Regions from separate parts of the Homo sapiens genome. Here regions 1, 2 and 3 are each linked to region 4. The links are chromatin contacts, found by Hi-C in ENCODE. All regions are on one chromosome and are shown on one strand. Each heading gives the region's core, a stretch centred on a gene start or an enhancer-like site at or near the end of the contact. The rest is flanking DNA. Distances are from core to core; before and after follow the strand shown.

Region 1 (3,008 bases), core at 366-2,865, 700 kb before region 4:
TCACAGACAGCATAAAATGGAAGATGGTGCATTGAGTCACCTTTGGGGCAGATACTGACCTGCATCTCAGATGACGTGGCCAAGTAAAATATTTAAAATATTGCATTTTGAGCATTTATAAATTAAATGGTAATCATTTGGAAGCAGCTTGATTACAAACAGCTAAAAGTTAAATGAAATATTCATGGGTGCTCCCAGTCTCTTCTCTGGTCCTTATACCTCAAGAACAGGGATCTGTGGGAATAAAACCTAAGAGCTGTCACTTACTGACACCACTCTGTGCTTTGGGCTGACCTGAGAATTCCATCTGTGTTGTCCCATGGAGTTGCATCCTGACTGGCTGGGGAAAGAGTTGGAGAGAGGTGGATTTGGTTTTGGCTGCACCACTCTTGACAGAGTGGCAGGGGATGAACGTCTTCACCCCCATCCTGTCTCTGTGTGCATATTGTTGAGAGTCATGGTTGAGATTTAGCATGTATTCCAAAATTCCTCTTGTTATTCCCATTGCTGGCCAAGGATGGCACTCTTTCATGACTGAAACAGAAGGAGATTAAGTTGTGGACACTCCAGTGGAAGACCATTCTGGGTCCGTTTATCTAATTCCCATCTGTAGAAACAAGAAGCGATCCTGGGTGGCATGTCCAGCTTCCAAGAGCAAACCCAGCCTCAATGCCATGGGCCAGCAGGAAACACCAAACACAGTGAAAAACTGCAGGGTTTCTTAGCATTGCCTTTCACTACATCTGGTTTTCTGGTGTCTTTTTTTTTTTTTTTTTTTTTAACTGTTCTGTGGAGATGAGAAGGCCTTCCCTGGGGCTCTTGTGAGAGTTGCCTGTGATGAGAATGTGCAGGGCGAAAGCGGTGAATGTGCCAGGGACCCTCCTCAGTGTGCAAGGAAGAGACTTCACTTTCTACTTGGCAAAACAAAGCAAAAAAGCACCAGAAACATACCTTTCCTCTGTGACAAAATTGAGTGAGTGAGTTTCTAGAATATTGAAATGACAGTGTATTTAAGAAATCTCACAGGCATTGTGCAAAACACTGGTCTAGGAGCAGAGACCAGGGCAGAGTGCCTTCCTTCACAGAGATTGTAGGAGAAAAGGCCCCATAGGAGGGTGAGAGAACCGGGTCGTGAACACTGGGGACAACATTAGAGTCCACATTGATCTGGGATCATTTTTCAAATGTATCTAAGAAGAGTCATACAAACAGAAAACTGCTTTTCAAAGATATGATAAACTAATGTCATCCATGTAAGAGAGCCTTAGAGTGAAGTGTTGATGGGAAAATTCTTGCTCAGGTAAAAATATCACTGACCCAGGTATGCCTCAGAGATTGCTTCCAGGGTTCACAGCAGTGCTTGGAATGCTATTAACCTGTTTAAGGTTTTATTAAATCTTCAATGTTCCGTCCAGGTCCATTTTAACCAATGTACGTTTAAATACTACGTAAAACACATACCTATTTAAAAGTAAAGCCAACGTACCCCCAAGGCGATTGCTTCCCAGTAATCCATATTTCAGTCACCGCAGGAGCTGGAACTGAAAATCAGGTCAGATGAGGCTTTTGGATTAGCAATCTTCACCTTATCTGAACTATGGAGAACCCTGTGGCCTGTGAGCACAGTGCAGCTGGCTGCATGCTGAGCATAGCTTTCCTTCTGAGATTTATGGTGCTTCTGCCTTAGGTTGGAAACACTGAGAGTACTTAACCTCCCAACTTTATTTGCTGGCTTTTCTCCTTAGCTACAGGAAAAAAAAAAGGAGTGCATTAAAGTGAAGCTAAAACACTTAATTGAATGTTTTACAACCTCAGGAACATCTGGGGTTAATCCTCATCCCATCTGAACCGGTCAAATATCAAAAAATAGCTTGCTTTTTAAGGGATCCACCACATCCTGAAATCAACAGAAGTAAACACTTTGTGAAGCACACAAGCCCATGTGGGGTTAGCCGTAGGCTGGAGGTTAGTTAAAAACTTTGCAAGCATGGGATACAAGGGAAAAGAGGTCATTGGAAAGGATTTCCTTTAGAGAAATCAAATCCAGTTCCACTGTCAAGGACGTCTCTCCTAGGCAGATGCATTTTCCATTCTTAGGGTTGTCCAGTCTAATAAAAGAGTCTTCCTGAGACAAACGATTTGTGGTGTTTATGTTCTCAATAGGTTCAGAAAACCTACAGAGAAAATGGAGAGAGCTCTTATTTGGCTTCTGCTTGTGAACACAATTGAGCTGTCTGCAAGACCAAATACCTAGCATCCAAGAATTTTTCAGATCTCATCCATTTCCATGACTTTGTAAAGAGAAATGAGCAGGGTCACTGCAACTCCACCTCCTCTTGGAAAATTGTACTATAGAGCTGCTTCCTCTGATTCTTTTGTTGTTATTGTTGTTTAGAGACAGGGTCTTGCTATGTTTTCCAGGCTGGTTTCCAGCTCCTGGGCTCTTGTGATCTTCCTGCCTCAGCCCCCTGAGTAGCTGGGGCTACAGGCATGTACTACTGCAACTGGCTTGATTCTCTTTTCCAAAGTGGTCATTCCTCAACTTTGGTTCCTCTGTCCTTGGGTGGTCTCAGTTTCTCCCATGTTTCCAGTGGCCACATCTAGGGTGGTAGAAATTTGCATATCTAACCTTTCCCTATAATTCTGAGCTTTACTCCATCATTGAGCATTAGCTGAGCGTTGCTCCCTCAATGGCCCACTAGCTCCTCAAAAGGAGAATATCAGGAGCACTTCATTTCTGCCCCAAGCCAGCTTTCAGTTGTCTCTGACCTCCTAATGACATCGACTCGGAACTGCTCTCTATTCCTCACTCCTCACTAATGACCAATTCCTTCCTATGGCCAACTGTAAGTTAACCTTCCACTCCTGCAGCCAACTTGTGCCAGGAAGGCCCTCCTGCACCTCCTCCAGGTTGCTACGGCCATCTCCTAACTGGCCTTTCCCATTAGCTTCTTCTCCAATCCAGTCTCCTCACCCAGAAACAACTCACCTTTCCAAAGCTCGACTCT
Region 2 (3,394 bases), core at 310-2,809, 630 kb before region 4:
ATTTCAATCTTCTAAAGTCCCCCCACTGCTTATACTATAGCAGCCAAATTCTCACAGCCCAGAGCTTGGCTTTCTACATTCTGCTCCTGGCAAGCTCAAGCTCTGCAGTTCCGTCTCCTTCTGTTTTCCCGTGGCTTCCCAGGCTGCTGTTCAGTCTTCCTGGAGTCACTCCTGATTGTCTTGTGGTTGCTTGCAGCCTCCTTCTCTGTGCACATGGCATTTTCTGTGCCAGAAACACTGCTAATCTATTATGAGCCTGGTCAGTTTCTGCTTATTCTTCAAGTTCCCTCTCAAGGGGACACTTCTGTAAGTCTTCTTTCAGCATCCTGAGTGGAATTGATTACCACCTGCTTCATGTGTCTTATGACCTTATGGAATCCCTCTCACAGTCCTTTTTCATTGTAATGTCCATCTGCTCCAAACAGACCGTGCTCTTCAACAGTGAGGACTAGGATATACTCCATAACCTAGCCCCACACCTGCAGGAATAGATGTCTTAGTTTAGATTCTACCTAAAAGTAGATCCTGAAGCAAGATCTTAAGTGCAAGAGGTTCCGTTTGGAGGTGATTCCCCAAGAAGCACAAGAGAGAGAATAGGGAGGTGAGGCATGGGAGGAAGGAAAGCTGTAAAGGCTACTAATCAGTGGGTCATCCCTCCAGGCAACTGGGATTCAACTGGACAGGGTGCACCTGAAGAATCATATAGAACATTCCTCATAATACACTAAATCTTATTTTGTCACATCTTATAAATTTATCTTTTGAAGTCAGTCCAAATGAGAGTGGTCTTCAATTCTACATGACCTCTATTTAGATACTGGAAAATAGCGAATGCGCTCTCCCTTTAACCCTAACATTGTCCACAGCTTTGACAGTCACAAACTCTTCATCATAGGGTCTCACTTTTACAAACTCATTCCATTTTATGGCTGTACCATATAAAAATAGTGCCAAGGGCTAACACGGTGAAACCCATCTCTACTAAAAACACAAAAAATTAGCCCGGCGTGGTGGCCAGCGCCTGTAGTCCCAGCTACTCTGGAGGCTGAGGCAGGATAATGGCATGAACCCGGGAGGCAGAGCTTGCAGTGAGCTGAGATTGCACCACTCCACTCCAGCCTGGGCGACAGAGCGAGACTCCATCTCAAAAAAAAAAAATAGTGCCAAGGATTACCCACGGTGCCCTGGAACCTAAGCATGCCAAGGTGTGTGGTGTGGCAGAGAGTACCAGACACTTCTTTGCCCAGGGCTCTAATCAAGCTGCTGGAGTGAAGCCAGTTGTCGTAGTCCATTTGACTCACACACTTCTTGGATCCAATCTGCACACCCGAATTTTGGCTTATGATATATATCAACCTGCATTTCTTCTTGGTTTTCCTTGTAAAATGTACCTATTACTGTGCTTCACAAGAATTCTTGAGAATCTATTCAGTTTAGCCCAGGCACTGTGCCTGGAGTTAGAGAAACAGACACAGACTGAACAAGGGCAGGGCCTGTGAGGTGCTCACACCACGGCAGGAGTCCAGATGTGTCCAGGGTCAGAAAAATGCTTAAGGGAAAGGCTCAGCTGCAGACATGGACAGAGTGTGTCTAGAGACTGAACATGCAGCATAGTCACGTGAGACTTTCCCACTGGCATCTAACTTAATGGAATGTTATGCGTCAGTGTTATGGAATTGCACATGAGCCAAGAGAAAAAACATCCCAAAGATTTTGGTTTTAAGTATTCAGAATATGTGTTTTGCTTACCAAGCCAAGCTATGCTTAACCATGGTATCTAGAAAGGATTTGTTGATTTCTAGATATTCAGTGATTCCATTATTTAATATAAAGGAGCTAATAATAATAAAATAGCTAATTCTTAATGGGAGAAGTATGTAAAAGAAAAATGTGAAATAATTTGCATCAATATCATTAACTTAAAAGATAAAATTATTGAAACATTTATTTTTCTTAGTTATATAATATTTGAGTTTTGTTTAAAGAGCATGTATTATCTTTATAAATCAAGAAAAATACAGTAAAAAGTAGAAAAACAGAAAATTCAAAGACATAAAGAGACTCACAATGGTGACTCGCAGGGGAAGGCAGAGAAGCACAAATAAAATATTTATTATTATATCTCACATCTTGAGTGTTCATTGTAACTATTGTGTTAATTGGTACTCTCCCTGTAAACACCCCACGAGTTCTTACTGCCTGTTGCACAAACAACTCCAATTGACTAAGACCACAGCACTTCGATAAAGAGTTTAATTGACATGAGGCCAGCCATGCCACCTGGAAGACAAAGTTATTACTCAAATCAACTCCCCCAAAACTTGGGGGCTAGGGTTTTTCCAGAATAGTTTGGCGGGCAAGGGAATGGGGGTGTGGATAGTGGTTCTCTTCTGGGTGGGGCCACAGGATGGCTGGTGGGTCCAGGTGGAGCCATCATCATTAGAAATGCAAAAACCTGAAAAGACATCTCAAAGGCTAATCTTCAGTTCCATAATAATGATGTTATCTGCAGGAGTAATTAGTGAAATTTCATATCTTGTGACATCCGGAATAATGGCTGGTAATTGTTTTTAAGTCTATACCTTGGCAGAATTCAGGCTTCTCATCCATCTAACCTGATGGTTTTTCACTAGCTTTACAAAGTCAGTTTAGTTTTGGGGAAGGACTATTATTATTATTTAAACTATAAACTAAATGTCTCCCAAAGTTATCTTGGCCTAAACCCAGGAATGATTAAGGGTAGTTAAGAGGTTAAAGGCAAGACAGTTTTGCTAGATCAGATCTCTTTCACTGTCATAATTTTCTCACTGTTCTAATTTTGGCAAAGGTAGTTTCATCCCAGGAGCTTTAAAAGTGCTCACAGAAGTGTGTTGGGACTGTAGGAAAGTTTAAATTTTCCCGTTGAAGTCTGGATAATTTGAATATATAAAACAAACTGATAATAGACAAATTAATAGGAAAAATGGCATGCAAATATATTACATGCACATGTGTAAATGGAAGTCATAAAAAATAAGAAAACTCAAAGAAAGGACCAGATGGTACAAGTTTCATCCATCCTGAGGTTACAGAAAGAAGAGGGGCTTGGAATAGGGCAAGACAGGTTATGGGAAAGGGAATAAAGGAAAAGTGTAGGGCAAAAGCAGTTGGAAACTTCACGCAGATGAAACCCCAGGTAGCAGCCCTCAGAGAGAGTAGATGGTAATCAGTGGTAATGGTTTTCATCAGACCATTAAGGGTATCAGACTCTCAGTTAATCTTTTCTAGATCCAGACACAGGGGCCTCCAGAGAAAGCCTACTTGCATCCATTGTTTATTTCACTTTATTTCCTCTACTGAGGAAATTTCCCCCACAAAAGACAGCTTTGCAAGGCTACTTTTATCTGCAGGACCT
Region 3 (3,061 bases), core at 202-2,701, 940 kb before region 4:
AAGCATCCAGTTGAAAAATCATCTAGGTTCTGCATCAGAGTTTGCACTGGGGAGAAACTTTATGAGTGTAAGGTGTGTGGGACAACAGCCTTCCAATGGGGCACAGCTTTCAGTTTTACTCAGCATCAAAAATTGCACTTTGGGAGGCCGAGGTGGGGGAATCACAAGGTCAGGAGTTCAAGACCAGCCTGGCCAAGATGGTGAAACTCCATCTCTACAAGAAATATAAAAATTAGTGGGGCACGGTGGCAGGCGCCTGTAATCCCAGCTACTCGGGAGGGGAGGCTGAAGCAGGAGAATCACTTGCACCCCGGGGGCGGATATTGCAGTGAGCCGAGATCGCACCACTGCACTCCAGCTTGGGTGACAGAGTGAGACTCGGTCTCAAAAAAAAAAAAAAAATTGCACAACGGGAAGAAAGGCACCCATGGTTCTGGGCTGCTCTTTTCTGTCCCCCTCCCCTTCTTGCCAATGCTTGTGGTCTGCCCCAGTTGTGACCCTCTCCCCTCCTCCCCACCTCTAGTGCCCCTTCTCCCTCTATGCCCCTTTTATGCTATTCTTTTCTTTTGAGTACATCTCCTTCAGGACCTTGCTTCCTCTGGAAGTCACTCCTCATAGCCTGAAAGCTTTGTCTCACTCCCTATGAACTCCTTTATGTTTTCATTACCCATCAATAATGGCCCAAAGTGAGCAGGGTTCTCACTGGTTTCCCATCATGTCTTTAATGACACTTTCCTGGTCTTGCAGAAGTTATTATCACTTTCCCAACTCCTTTTCAATTTCTCACATTAAAGACCACTTTTAATGACTCTGACTCTATCCCCTGGGAAGGAAATGGACTATCTATTTAGTTTGCCCTGCTTTGGGGGTTACTGGAGTTGGAAGAGTTTGTAGAAGATTTGGGGTTTTAGGAGATTGTGTCATCACAAGTCACAGACCATTGTAATTGGAGAAGCCTTCTGGAAGAGGCCATCAGAGAAGGCACCCAGTGGTTGCCCTCGGGATGGATGATGAGCCATTTGGTTGGTCAGGGGCAAGGCTCATTGTGCGGAACCGGAGTCTTGGTATTTTTAATTGCCCTCATAATTTTTATTACCAGTTATGAGTATCCTGGGTGACTATGTCATAGACCAAGAAAATAACCTCTGAACAGAATGTGAGTGATTAATTTAAAATTATGGCTTTAACTAGACTGGAAGGGAATGTGGTTTTTCTGTTTGGATTTCTTTTCTATTCTTATTCAGATGTCTGTTAACTTCAGTGTTCACTCCAATCCATAGATGCCAAGAGTGAAGTGGGCTGGGGCATTTCATTTCTAAAAGTACACATGGCATGGAGTCAGCAGCTTCACGCTGGGAAGTGCCCGAGAAAAGGGGAGGAGCGATGCACCCCTGGCCTGCTGAGAGGAGTCTGTGCCAGCCTCACTTCTGATGCCTCACAGCTCTCTGACACGATTGCATCCCCCAGATGCCTCACGGAGAAAATGTGAATTTGGGACTGGTGACACGTCAATTAATTTCACAACACCGGAAAGCACACTCAGGATGCTGGTCTTATCACGTGTTGGATCTCACTGGATTAGCTGTTTTCCCTCCAGTGGCTGGAGCCTAGGACCATCCTGGATGGCAGCATCTCAGACTCAGAATAGTGCAGCAACAGGGAAAGCTATTCAAAAAGTATATCCAGTGGGAAGAGAGTTCTCAAAAAATTGTATATACACTATTATTATAACAGCATGATATTATGTCTGTGGGGCAGGGCACGGGGAGATGTTTATTGCAAATGTATTTTGGTCAGGTTTAGGAATTTATACTTTAAAAAGCCAACTTTTAAGTGCATATTTTAATGAGTTTTGAGAAATGAATACAATTGCATAGCCAAGATGCAGAAAATTTTCACCACCTAGAAAAGTATGCTTGGTGTCTATTGTTCCCTTCTTTATGTCCATGTGTGCTCTATGTTTAGTTCCCACTTATAAGTGAGAATATGTGGTATTTGGTTTTCTGTTTCTGTCTTAATTTGCTTAGGCTTGCAGCCATTATCCTGAAAGGACATAATTTTGTTATTTTATAGCTGTGTAGTATTCCATGGTATATATGTACCTCATTTTCTTTATTCAGTCCACTACTGATGGGCATCTAGGCTGATTCCATGTCTTTGCTATTGTAAATAGTGCTGTGATCAACATATGCACGCATATGTCTTTGCCGTGGAATGATCTATATCTCTTTGGGTATATACGCAAAATGGGATGGCTAGGCTGAAGGGTATTTCTGTCTTAAGTTCCTTGAGAAATCTCCAAACTGCTTTCCATGGTGGCTGAACTACTTTACATTCCCACCAGCAGTGTATAAACGAGCCGTATTCTCTGCAACCTTACCAGAATCTGTTGTTTTTTGAACTTTTAATAGTAGCCATTCTGACTGGTGTGAGATGATATCTCATTGTGGTTTTTAATTTGCATTTCTCTAATGATTAATGATGTTGAGTATTTTTTCATCTGCTTGTTGGCTGAGTGTATGTCTTCATTTGAGAAGTGTCTGTTCATGTCCTTTGCCCATTTTATAATGAGGTTTTTTTGTGTGTGTGTTGACTTGTTAAAGCTTGTTATAGATTCTGGGTATTAGATCTTTGTTGGATGTGTAATTTGCAAATGTTTTCTTCCATTCTGTAGGTTGTCTGTTTACTCTGTTGATAGTTCCTTTTGGTGCAAGCATCTGGAAAGCTCTCAAGTACCAGGCAAGTTATAGGGATGTATTGCTAAATGGAGATTTGATATCTTTTATTCCTCCCATGATTTTTCTGCTGTTATTTTTTTAAGTCAGCAGTGATTGCTTTTATTGGTAAGGATATCCAGATATAGAAAAGTATACCAAATAGTACAGAATAAACATCCAAATATTTATATCAACTGGAATTTTCTCTGTGACATTGGATAAGTAGCTGAATTTTACTGAATTTTTTCATAGTTAAAATAGGAACAGCACTCTTGCCAGGAGGATCAAATGCGTAGATAGACATAAAAATGCTTCTTCACTTCTCTTCCCTCTGAATCTCCATT
Region 4 (3,130 bases), core at 454-2,953:
CATCTAAAAATTTAAAAGGTTTGAACTCAAGACTACAAACAAATACAAATTTTCTTTGAAATTGCATACTATATAAAAGAAGAAAGAATGATTTGCCAAGTAGACTATTAGACTCATAACATGCTGACATTCATAGAGAGAAGGCGGAGCAAAGAGACAGGCTTTATTTTATTAGATTTTGTCTTCCCAGCCCTCGCTGGAGCCATTGGAGAGAACTCCATCTAGCTGAAAGACCTGAAACTTAGAACCAAAGCAGCCAATGACTACACAGCCCGACTCCTTCCCAACCCATAGCTAGATCCTGGATTACCCATATGTGAACCAAGGCCAGTGTGGGAAGGGCACTGTGGAAAGCGAACGTACCAGGTTCCCAGGGAACAGCCAGATGAGGCTACCTGCTCCAGGCCAAAGAGAGGGAGCAATGCCACACCTCCTCCCAAGGGGAAGTAGCTCAGGCCTCATGTAAGTGAAGAAAGACCTAGACATTTGCCTAAGGACCAGGTTTCTGGATCTCCTCACACTCAGGAGGAGCACAGCCCCACCCTTCTCAATCCAACTTCTGTAGAAGGAGGTAGGCCCCACAAGCCAGAAGAAATTCTGAAGAAGGAGAAAGAGGGGGTGCGTGGACCTTCTCTCAAGCCTGGTGGATGCCTGTAGGTCCTTCTATCTACCAAATTGCACCTTTCCCCAAGTCCCAGATGGAGCAATCATCCTCCCTCTGCCTCCCCACCTCCCGTGGACTTCAACCCTTATATTCATGTTAGAATCTCTCTGCCTCTTCCTCTGACTTGATTGTTTGCCCTGGAAGGCATGAATCAGACATTCACATCACATAGCCAGGATGTGGTGCAGTCTCTGGAACAGTGAGCCACTGAGGGAGTGGGTACTGGAAAGGTTCATAGACTAACAAACACCTCAACGACTGCTGCTAACTTGGGTGCTTCAAGGCATGTGCCTGAATCCCACCCAGAGATCCCAGCTGCAGAGTCCAAGGCCCTGAGCCCAGCCACACAGCTCAGGAGTGATTTCTTCAGGGCAGAAAGGCCAGGGAGACTCCTCCAGCAGCTGTGCCAAATGCTGTGCCCAACTGTGAGGAAACAGTGGCAAAGAGGTATAGGTTAAATGTGTCTGGTAGTGGGCAGGCAAGGAATGAATTGAGGTGGGGAGAAGGCCAGCAGCTCAGCATGCCGGGGAAGGCACGCTGCCACCTGCTTGAAGCAATCCATTTGGTTGACCCTCTGGATGTCTGCACTCAGCCAAAAGCACACGGATAAATGTCCTACATGGCTCACAAGCTCTGTGGATGAGTCTGTGTCTGTGGACAGAATCCTCAGTCGTCCAGGGTGCTGGCCAGCTGTCCTGCTCAGTGGCTCTATGGCCATGAGCAATACCCCTCTACCAGGCTGGCTGGCCAGCTCTGATGGGCCTGGACACACCACACTCCCCAACACAGGGCACAGAAAAAGTCAAGAAATAAGGATTGATCAAATCTCTATCTGGGGACGATAGGTGACATTAGTCTTTGGAGGGAGCCATTGCTAGTTTTTCAAGCAGGGTGGAATGCGAGGAGAGCTGGGCTTCAGAGGTGTATAGAACCAATTAGGAGTTTTGACCCGCCATGGTTTATTTTAGGATCAGGGAACAGGTGCTTGCTGGCTGGCTGGCCCAACCTTCTGAGGCGCCATCCCAGGCCGCATGTCAGGCGCCCTGTGGAATGTTGGTGCCCACCGCGCTGAGCCTGAACTCTACGCTCAGATGTTGCCATCTAGTGGTGACAAGGTGCAAATCTCACCCTTCGCCCTAATGCATAAAGGATCAGGAATTTTAAAAGAAATACTTTTCTAATAAAGCAAATTAAGGAATACTTTTTATTCACTTTTAAACAATACATAGAAAAGATTGCATTTTTGGTTTTGGCCTCTTTAGCCTCCTAAATATATACAAAAATCACATCAAGAATGTAAACTACCAGAAGTCAAGGAGTTGGAGTTGCCCAAGTGCCTTTATTGAGACTACAGTTTCCCCATGGAGTAAATCTCAGTTCGTTACTTTAATTAAACACATGTCAAGAGATATTTGTGATATGAAGGAATGAAATTTAAATTTTCCCTGCATTTCCTCATTCTGATTCCAACTTGGTTACTTACCAGGTAAATGGCACATAAATTCTCTGAGGCTCATACTCTTCACTGGCAAAATGGGAACGCATGACACGATAATAGGAAAAAGTGATGTGAAAAGACGATAAAACCCTGAAGGCACAACTCTGGGTGTGTCCTGACTGCTCAGGTGTCTCCCAGGGCGGCCCATTTGATGACACAGCCATGGTTTCCTCTCTTGAACAGGGGGTCTGTGTCCGCTTACTTTACCTAAGAGCACACTCACCAGCAGCCCCTGCCAAGAGTGTTCAGTTCGTGTTCTGCGCAGTGTCTAAGATATTCCTAATACTTAACAGATGTCAAAAATGGAATATTCATGATAAAAATACTCTTTAGTTTTCCATAAGCTCCAGTGACTAGAATGAGCCTTTCAACCCATGAAAGGATCCAGTCCTGGCTGGATCCAGAATTCAGGGAGTTCTGAATTTTGTGATTTCAAAGTGCTGATTGGTTAAGATACAGGTTACGTTCCTCCTGCACTACCTACCCAGGCACCTTCCTCAGTGATGAGACTTTACTCCTACAGCCCATCTCTTCCTAAATGGATGGCCAGCTCACCTAGAATCTCTCAGGGATTTTGCACTTAGTCTTACTTCCCGCTCCTAATTTTTAGTTTCTCTCTCTCCTTTTCCACTATGAGCAAACACCCTTTTGTCCCTTGGCTGAAGTCGATCATTCTGTGAGAGTGCTGCCCCTTTGGGTTATGGTTCTACTTGAAATTGATCCGTAACAAACACCTCTATGTCCTCATTGTCATTTCCTGAAAGGAGGTGTAAGTCAGGTGCAGGAGACTGAGAAGAGTAAGGCTGAGCCTCACTCACAGGCACACACTGTGGTGGGACAGAGACATCCCACAGTATAGCCGCAGGCCAAGAGCGAGTCCCCTCAGGGCCCCAGAAAAAGGCAGAGTGGAAATGCCTTCAGCAGGCTTACCCCAGCCCCACATCTTCTCCCAGCCCCTTCTTGCCCAT

What was found. Hi-C counts contacts between places; a loop is a spot of excess contacts on that map. Pooled maps may share reads with other maps.
Region 1: a map of kidney shows a loop between it and region 4 (3-fold over the local background). The contact joins two enhancer-like sites. A Hi-C loop is called at or near these places in 2 of 168 maps with a recorded cell type or tissue (chondrocyte and kidney) and 1 of 50 pooled maps.
Region 2: a map of PC-9 shows a loop between it and region 4 (16-fold over the local background). The contact joins two enhancer-like sites. A Hi-C loop is called at or near these places in 2 of 168 maps with a recorded cell type or tissue (PC-9 and aorta) and 6 of 50 pooled maps.
Region 3: a pooled map shows a loop between it and region 4 (4-fold over the local background). The contact joins two enhancer-like sites. A Hi-C loop is called at or near these places in 3 of 168 maps with a recorded cell type or tissue (MCF 10A, chondrocyte and heart left ventricle), 2 of 37 single-sample maps with no recorded cell type and 3 of 50 pooled maps.

The regions. Positions count from the first base shown.
Region 1 is chr7:46,389,707-46,392,714 of GRCh38, forward strand. No RefSeq gene overlaps it. Among named protein-coding and RNA genes, the nearest start is that of IGFBP3, 470 kb to the left of the region's middle. Within about 2 kb of position 1,616, at least 2 of the 41 ENCODE cell types and tissues checked have a DNase peak (open chromatin) inside an H3K27ac peak, as active enhancers do.
Region 2 is chr7:46,454,857-46,458,250 of GRCh38, forward strand. No RefSeq gene overlaps it. Among named protein-coding and RNA genes, the nearest start is that of IGFBP3, 540 kb to the left of the region's middle. Within about 2 kb of position 1,560, at least 2 of the 41 ENCODE cell types and tissues checked have a DNase peak (open chromatin) inside an H3K27ac peak, as active enhancers do.
Region 3 is chr7:46,145,625-46,148,685 of GRCh38, forward strand. It overlaps the pseudogene ZNF619P1. Among named protein-coding and RNA genes, the nearest start is that of IGFBP3, 230 kb to the left of the region's middle. Within about 2 kb of position 1,452, at least 5 of the 41 ENCODE cell types and tissues checked have a DNase peak (open chromatin) inside an H3K27ac peak, as active enhancers do.
Region 4 is chr7:47,087,233-47,090,362 of GRCh38, forward strand. No RefSeq gene overlaps it. Among named protein-coding and RNA genes, the nearest start is that of SNORD151, 380 kb to the right of the region's middle. Within about 2 kb of position 1,704, at least 2 of the 41 ENCODE cell types and tissues checked have a DNase peak (open chromatin) inside an H3K27ac peak, as active enhancers do.